Linked DNA regions of Homo sapiens: region 1 is linked to region 2. The links are chromatin loops, found by intact Hi-C in ENCODE. Cell type or tissue: prostate gland. All regions are shown on one strand. Each heading gives the region's core, and the rest is flanking DNA. Links, peaks and the distances in the headings are about the cores only.

Region 1 (2,922 bases), core at 241-2,740, 100 kb before region 2:
TCTATGCTGTGGAGGTTGACAGATTCAGACTTTATGGAAAGAGGAACTATAGCCAATCCCAAACCTGGGTCCTTTCCAGAAAAGAAAGCTGTGCCTTCTGGCACAAGACCAAATTACCCAACCTGGGATCTGTTTGTAGGATTTTGTCTTATTAATTTTTATGGCATTTTGCCTAAAACAAAGGGCACACACAAAAAATCTGTATTTGGTTGATGTTTCAGATGAATGGAAGTTTAAATTAATAGATTAAAATCCATCCTTAGAATTCTAACACCGTCAAGATGTGGCTGGTTAATAGGTAATTTAATGTAGCTAAAAGAATAAAACTTGTTTAAAAACAGGAGGCTCTATTTTCCAAAACAAATTTTGGTGGTCACTAGTGTTAGTTACGAATTTTATCTCTCTTCTTCAGGATTGCATTTCCTGCCTCTTTGAGATTAGGCATGGCCACATGGCTTGCTTTGGCCAATGAAACGTGAGAGAAAGTGTCAGGTGTCAGTCCTGGGTGAAAACTTTATGCATGAGTGTGCTATGAGTCACACTTTCTTTCTTTCTTTCTGATGTTATATCCAGAAAGGCTTGTGATAGTGGCTACTGCATTGGCCTGAATCCCTGAGTAAGGGCCAGGGAAGTAGAGTCCCTGTCAACCCGAGGTGATCATGTAGCATGAATGAGCAATATAGCTTTGTTGTTTGAGGCCAGTGAAATTCTGGGATTATTTTTCCCCCATGTAACTGAGCCCATGCAGGAGTGACAAGTTCCTGATAACCTCATGCTAAAACACAAAAAGAATAGTCTCACAAAAATACTACATGAGGAATACAGTAGTCCCCCCTCATCTCTGGGGGATACATTCCAAGACCCCCTGTGAATGCTTGAAACATGGATAGTACCCAACCCTGTATATGCTATGTTTTTTTCCTATACATACCTACCTATGATAAAGTTTAATTTATAAATTAGGCACAGAGATGAAAAACTAATAAAATACAACAATTATAACAGTATGCTACCATAATCACTCTTGTGCTTTGGGGCCATTATTGAGTAAAATAAGGGTTCCTCAAGACAAGCACTGCAGTACAGTGACAGTTGATCTGATAATCTAGATGGCTACAAAGTGACTAATGGGTGGGGAGGCAGACAGCACGGATCCCCTGAACAAAGGGATGATTCACATCCTTGGTGGGACGGAGCAGGAAGGCTGGAGATTTCATCAAGCTACTCACAGCAGCATGCCATTTAAAATTCATGAATTATTTATTTCTGGAATTTTCCGTTTAATATTTTTGGACCACAATTGACCTCAGGTAACTGAAACTATGGGTAAGGGGGCCTACTATATTATATTTGGGAGTTGCATTTCTGATCAAGGACTAAGCAGCAAATAAACCTAACAATCATACATATGACCTGTAGGTGTTATAGAGAAACAATTTTACTTTAGAGTAGATATATTTATAAAATAGAAATTCAACAGCTATAAAATTTCATTATAATTTAAAAGTCTTTTTTATTTTTTTGAGACAGAGTCTCACTTTGTAACCCAGGCTGGAGTGCAGTGGTACGATCTCAGCTCACTGCAACCTCCACCTCCCGGGTTCAAGTGATTCTCCTGCCTCAGCCTCCTGAGTACCTGGGATTACAGGCATGCGCCATCACAACCAGCTAACTTTTGTATTTTTAGTAGAGATGGGGTTTCACTATGTTGGCCGGGCTGTTCTCGAACTGCTGACCTCAAGTGATCCAGCCACCTCGGCCTCCCAAAGTGCTGGGATTACAGGTATGAGCCACCATGTCAGGACATAATTTAAAATAGTCTTATGCAATGCACACTGATTCTGTAAGAAACCCCAACTATGCTGTGTCATTAGTTTTACCTTCCATAAATAATAGAATTTTAGAAACTTGATTTTGTTGTTGTTGTTTCTTTTTGTTGTTTGCCTTCCTTTCCTGAGCTTTGAGGAGCTCTGGTGGAGAGCAGGGAATGGAGGTGGCAGGAGGGGAAATGAGTTGATGCCTTTTTTATCTTATGACAAATATTCCTGCTAGGTTCTAAAATCATTCAAACTACTCTCAAAATTGCATTTGTCTGTTTCAAGAAGTCATGGCATCCAAATAGTTGAAGACCTCTTTGAGTATTTTCATTCTGCACACTTGTAGGGCGGGGATTCTTGAGTTGGATTTGTCTGGTCCACTTTCTTAGCAGGTTTGTTTTCCTCTTTCTTCTTCCCATTAAACAACAGTGGGTTACATTTAAGGTAAAGAAATTGGATCACAGAGTGTCCGAGGGCTGTGGGAAGGAGGGAGATAGTGGCCTTTGCACGTCTGCTTTGAGGATAATTTTGTGTATTTTTCGAAAAACCGTTCCGTTTATTTTTTAGCACTAGGTGGTAAAGACTTAGTTCCCACAAGCCTCCCTGAGTTGGTTCCTAGTTCTGGCAGCAGTGGCCTCTCAGGAAGTTACTAGAAACTTCAAAACAGCCAAAAGAGAGTCCTGAGTGTTCTTCAGTGAAGTACTAGGTTTAATTTTCCATGGGTTGCCTATTTTAAAACTATGCAGACAAGATTAACTTGTGGATTTTTTCCAAAAGAAGCTGCAAAAAATTTCTGTCTCATGGAAGAATCATCCCTGAAAAGTTTCTTGCCTGGTAAGACATGGACCAGTTATTTTTTTTAAATAGATACCCAGATTCTCAAAATTTTTTTAAAAAATGAGTCCTAACATCTTACTGTTTACCTTATTAATTAGTAAGTTAAATAAAATATATGAGTATTCTTTTTATATTTGTCTGAGAGTCATGATTGCAGCAAAGGCAGGCAGGGAAACTGCATTGTCCATCTTCATGCTGGACCATGGCAGAAATTTAAAGCCAACAAAGCCAAATTAAAAGCTGAATTTAAAGCCAACATTGATATATA
Region 2 (2,922 bases), core at 289-2,788:
TGGAAGTTCCCTGCCTTCCACGCTTGCTCAGGCTGCTCTGCCAGAGATCTGCACGGGTCTGTTTTTCAACCCAGAGTCTTACATTATTAGTAGTAAGATAGCTATGCTAATAGGTGCCACTGATCCTGGCTCACTGTTCTGGAGCCAGAGATTATCTGAGATCATCTCTCACCAAATGCTACGTTTTAGGGATGAGAACAAGAAAACCCCAAGAGGTCAAGGTTATACAATTTGGGTCAGAGCTAAGACCAGAATTGGTATTTTTTTAATCTCTATTTCTACACACAGACACCCCTTTTGATTGCCCTCACTTAATTCTCCATTAGTTTTATCAGCGTTTGCCAGGATCTCCTGGTACATCCTCATCGCTCTCTTCCTGTAACGCCTGTGGTTCTCTAACTAAAATGTCCCTGGGTTGCTTCGGCTCTGTAGGACATACTGCGGTTATGTAGCTTCTGTTCTGTGTTTCCCAGAGTGTGTTTCCTGCCAGGCTGGTCCTGCAGCTGCTCAGTGGGCAAAACCATTTGAGAAACTCTGGACACGACCTCCCTGTGGAGATTCACTATATACACTGGCTTTTTAAATGTTCTGAGAAGTCCTGCAGAAAGGGACCTTCATCAAACTGGGGTCCCACAGAATACTTTTATGACATTCATGGCTCGAGGTACACTTTAGGCGGTACCCTGTTACCTAATTGCAGGTGTGTGATCTCTGCAACATGGTTTAACAAAGGGCCAAAGGCTAGAAGGCTAATAATAACTTTATCCAATATGGAAATAAAACCCAATCCACTGAAAATCCTTTTTAAAAAGTTTTAAATTTGGGATTCTAGAATTCTATTAATTCATGACTTAGGCAAGCAGTAAGGACTAAGCAAACACTAGTTTGGAACTCATCAGCTTTCACACAGTTTACTTGGCTATTTAGAAATAGTAATCTTTTAAATCTCAGCATCATGCTTTGTATTATAAAACTGTATGGTTAAAATTTGAAAACTGCTTTTCTACCAGAGGTACTGTCAAATTCAGTCCATCATCATGTGATTCTGATGAAACTTGGCACTGAAGTATATCAAGGAGAAAGCTTTTTTTTTTTTTTAAGGAAAGAAACACACCTGACTATTGCTTTAGAACTACATGGCTACTTATTCTGGTTTGTGGGGTATTGTTTTGTTTTGTAGCCTTTAAGAGGTGGGGACAGGAGAAGATTTCAAATGGAATTGGACAGCTCCAAGACTGTAACCATTGGCTTTGAGGCTACCTGAGTTACTTCGGACTGTCCTTTCCAGAACCCTGTTTCCATCTGAGAAGTCTCTGGAGCTGATCCCCACAGCTAATCACAAACCCAGAGCATCAAAGCAGTGGAGGCCAAGGCAGGCCCTGTGGGTTTTCCGGGGCAAGCAGTAAGGACAAGGTTTCAAAGGTTTCCTTGTTGTGTGTTTCTTATCTAGCAGGGCCCAGGGGATATGCTGAACTGTAACAGGGCTTGACTTCTGCCATGGACACAGCCCAGTGCCTTTCTGTTCACTTTACCTGTAGCTCCTCTTCTGCTGAGTTCTTGCAGCAACATCATCAACAAACATGGACTAAAACGTCCACTGAGTGCCGGGACTGAAGGCCCAGGTAGTGTGGTTCCTGCCTTCAAGGAGGGGATTGTCCACAGGTGGTTACTGGACTCTGCAACCCCGGGCTCCCCAGAATTTTGAAGCGAGCACACAGTCTATGCTAGAGCTTCACTTCATCCCCAGCCACCAGAAGTCCTTGTCCCTGGCTGTGGCTTGGCTTGCTTTCTCACCATATAGTCCCACATTTTCACCTAGTAAATCTCTTCGTTTATGGCATAAATTAAACTGCTTATGTTAACCCTAGCAGTGTTCATGCTAGATCCACTTTCATGCCACATATGTGGGATTGAATCATCTTTAATAATAAAATAATTTACATAGTGTTCCTCAAGGCTGGCAATTACTGTCATCTTCAACTGTGAGATACAGGGTGATATGAAATTATTTCCTTGCCAGAGGCCAAAAGTCATAACAAAAATCAGATTTAACAACTTCTCTGCCCCTCCTCCCCATTGGTGGGGGTGTGGTATTTAGTATAAGGTCAAAAAGACCTGAGTTCAAACCCTGCTTCTGCTATTTAGCTGTGTGACCTTGGCCACGTTACTAAACCTTTCTGAGCCTGTGTTCTCATCTGGAAAAGAAGAGCAATATAATAGTCTGCCTTATCCTCCACGGATATGTTCCAAGACCCCCAGTGGGTGCCTGAACCTTGGACAGTACTGAACCCCATATATACTATGTTGTTTTTTATACATACATACCTGTTATAAAGTTTAATTTGTAAAGTAGGCACAGTAAGAGATTAACAATAGAATAATTATAACAATGTAATAAAAATTACATGAATATGGTCTCTTTCTTTCTTAAAATGCCCCATATTCACCTATTTTCAGACCATGGTTGACTATGGGTAACTGAAACCCTGGAAAAGAAAACCACGGGTAATTGGGGACCACTGTACTATCTCTCTCAAAGAATAGTTATGAATATTACATGACAGAACCAGTATTAAGTACCTAGGAAAAAAACAAAAGCAACATTGAAAACCTCAACCTTTTATTGTGGCTACTCTGGGCCAGGCACTGTTCTGAGTACATAATCTTTTTTAACTCCTTTAATCCTCAGGGAAATAATATTATCTCCATTTTACAAAGGATAAACTGAGGTAAAGGTGAGGTAACTTGCCCAAAGTCACACAGGTGTTAAGTGCCAGAACTAGGACATGTGCCCAGGCAGCCTGACTCGGAGGCTTCAGAAGTTCAGTTTTTTTTCCCATCCCCTTAACCCAAAGAGCTGCTGACTTTCACATAGGATTAGCCACTCATGCCTGCACATATTGTGTTGTTAAACTGCACACG

What was found. A loop is a pair of places that touch in the nucleus more often than their neighbours do. Peaks named below come from ENCODE experiments on the same cell type or tissue, not always from the same donor. Only the 100,000 strongest peaks of a DNase experiment are listed, where the experiment ranks them.
Region 1: it touches region 2 in a loop (2.6-fold over the local background); 7 of 110 quality-filtered maps call a loop at or near these places.

Annotation. Positions count from the first base shown.
Region 1 is chr2:37,561,310-37,564,231 of GRCh38, forward strand. It overlaps LINC03063 (long intergenic non-protein coding RNA 3063), which reads left to right and starts at 1,177. Exons shown (of 2, transcript NR_187223.1): 1 at 1,177-1,310. RefSeq lists cis regulatory regions at 208-804, 962-1,320. In prostate gland, for the core only: no CTCF peak of the experiment used is centred there; no DNase peak of the experiment used is centred there.
Region 2 is chr2:37,665,730-37,668,651 of GRCh38, forward strand. All of the region lies in intron 1 of CDC42EP3 (CDC42 effector protein 3), which reads right to left. Among named protein-coding and RNA genes, the nearest start is that of CDC42EP3, 4.5 kb to the right of the region's middle. In prostate gland, for the core only: no CTCF peak of the experiment used is centred there; no DNase peak of the experiment used is centred there; H3K4me3 peaks cover 400 bases; H3K27ac peaks cover 2,500 bases.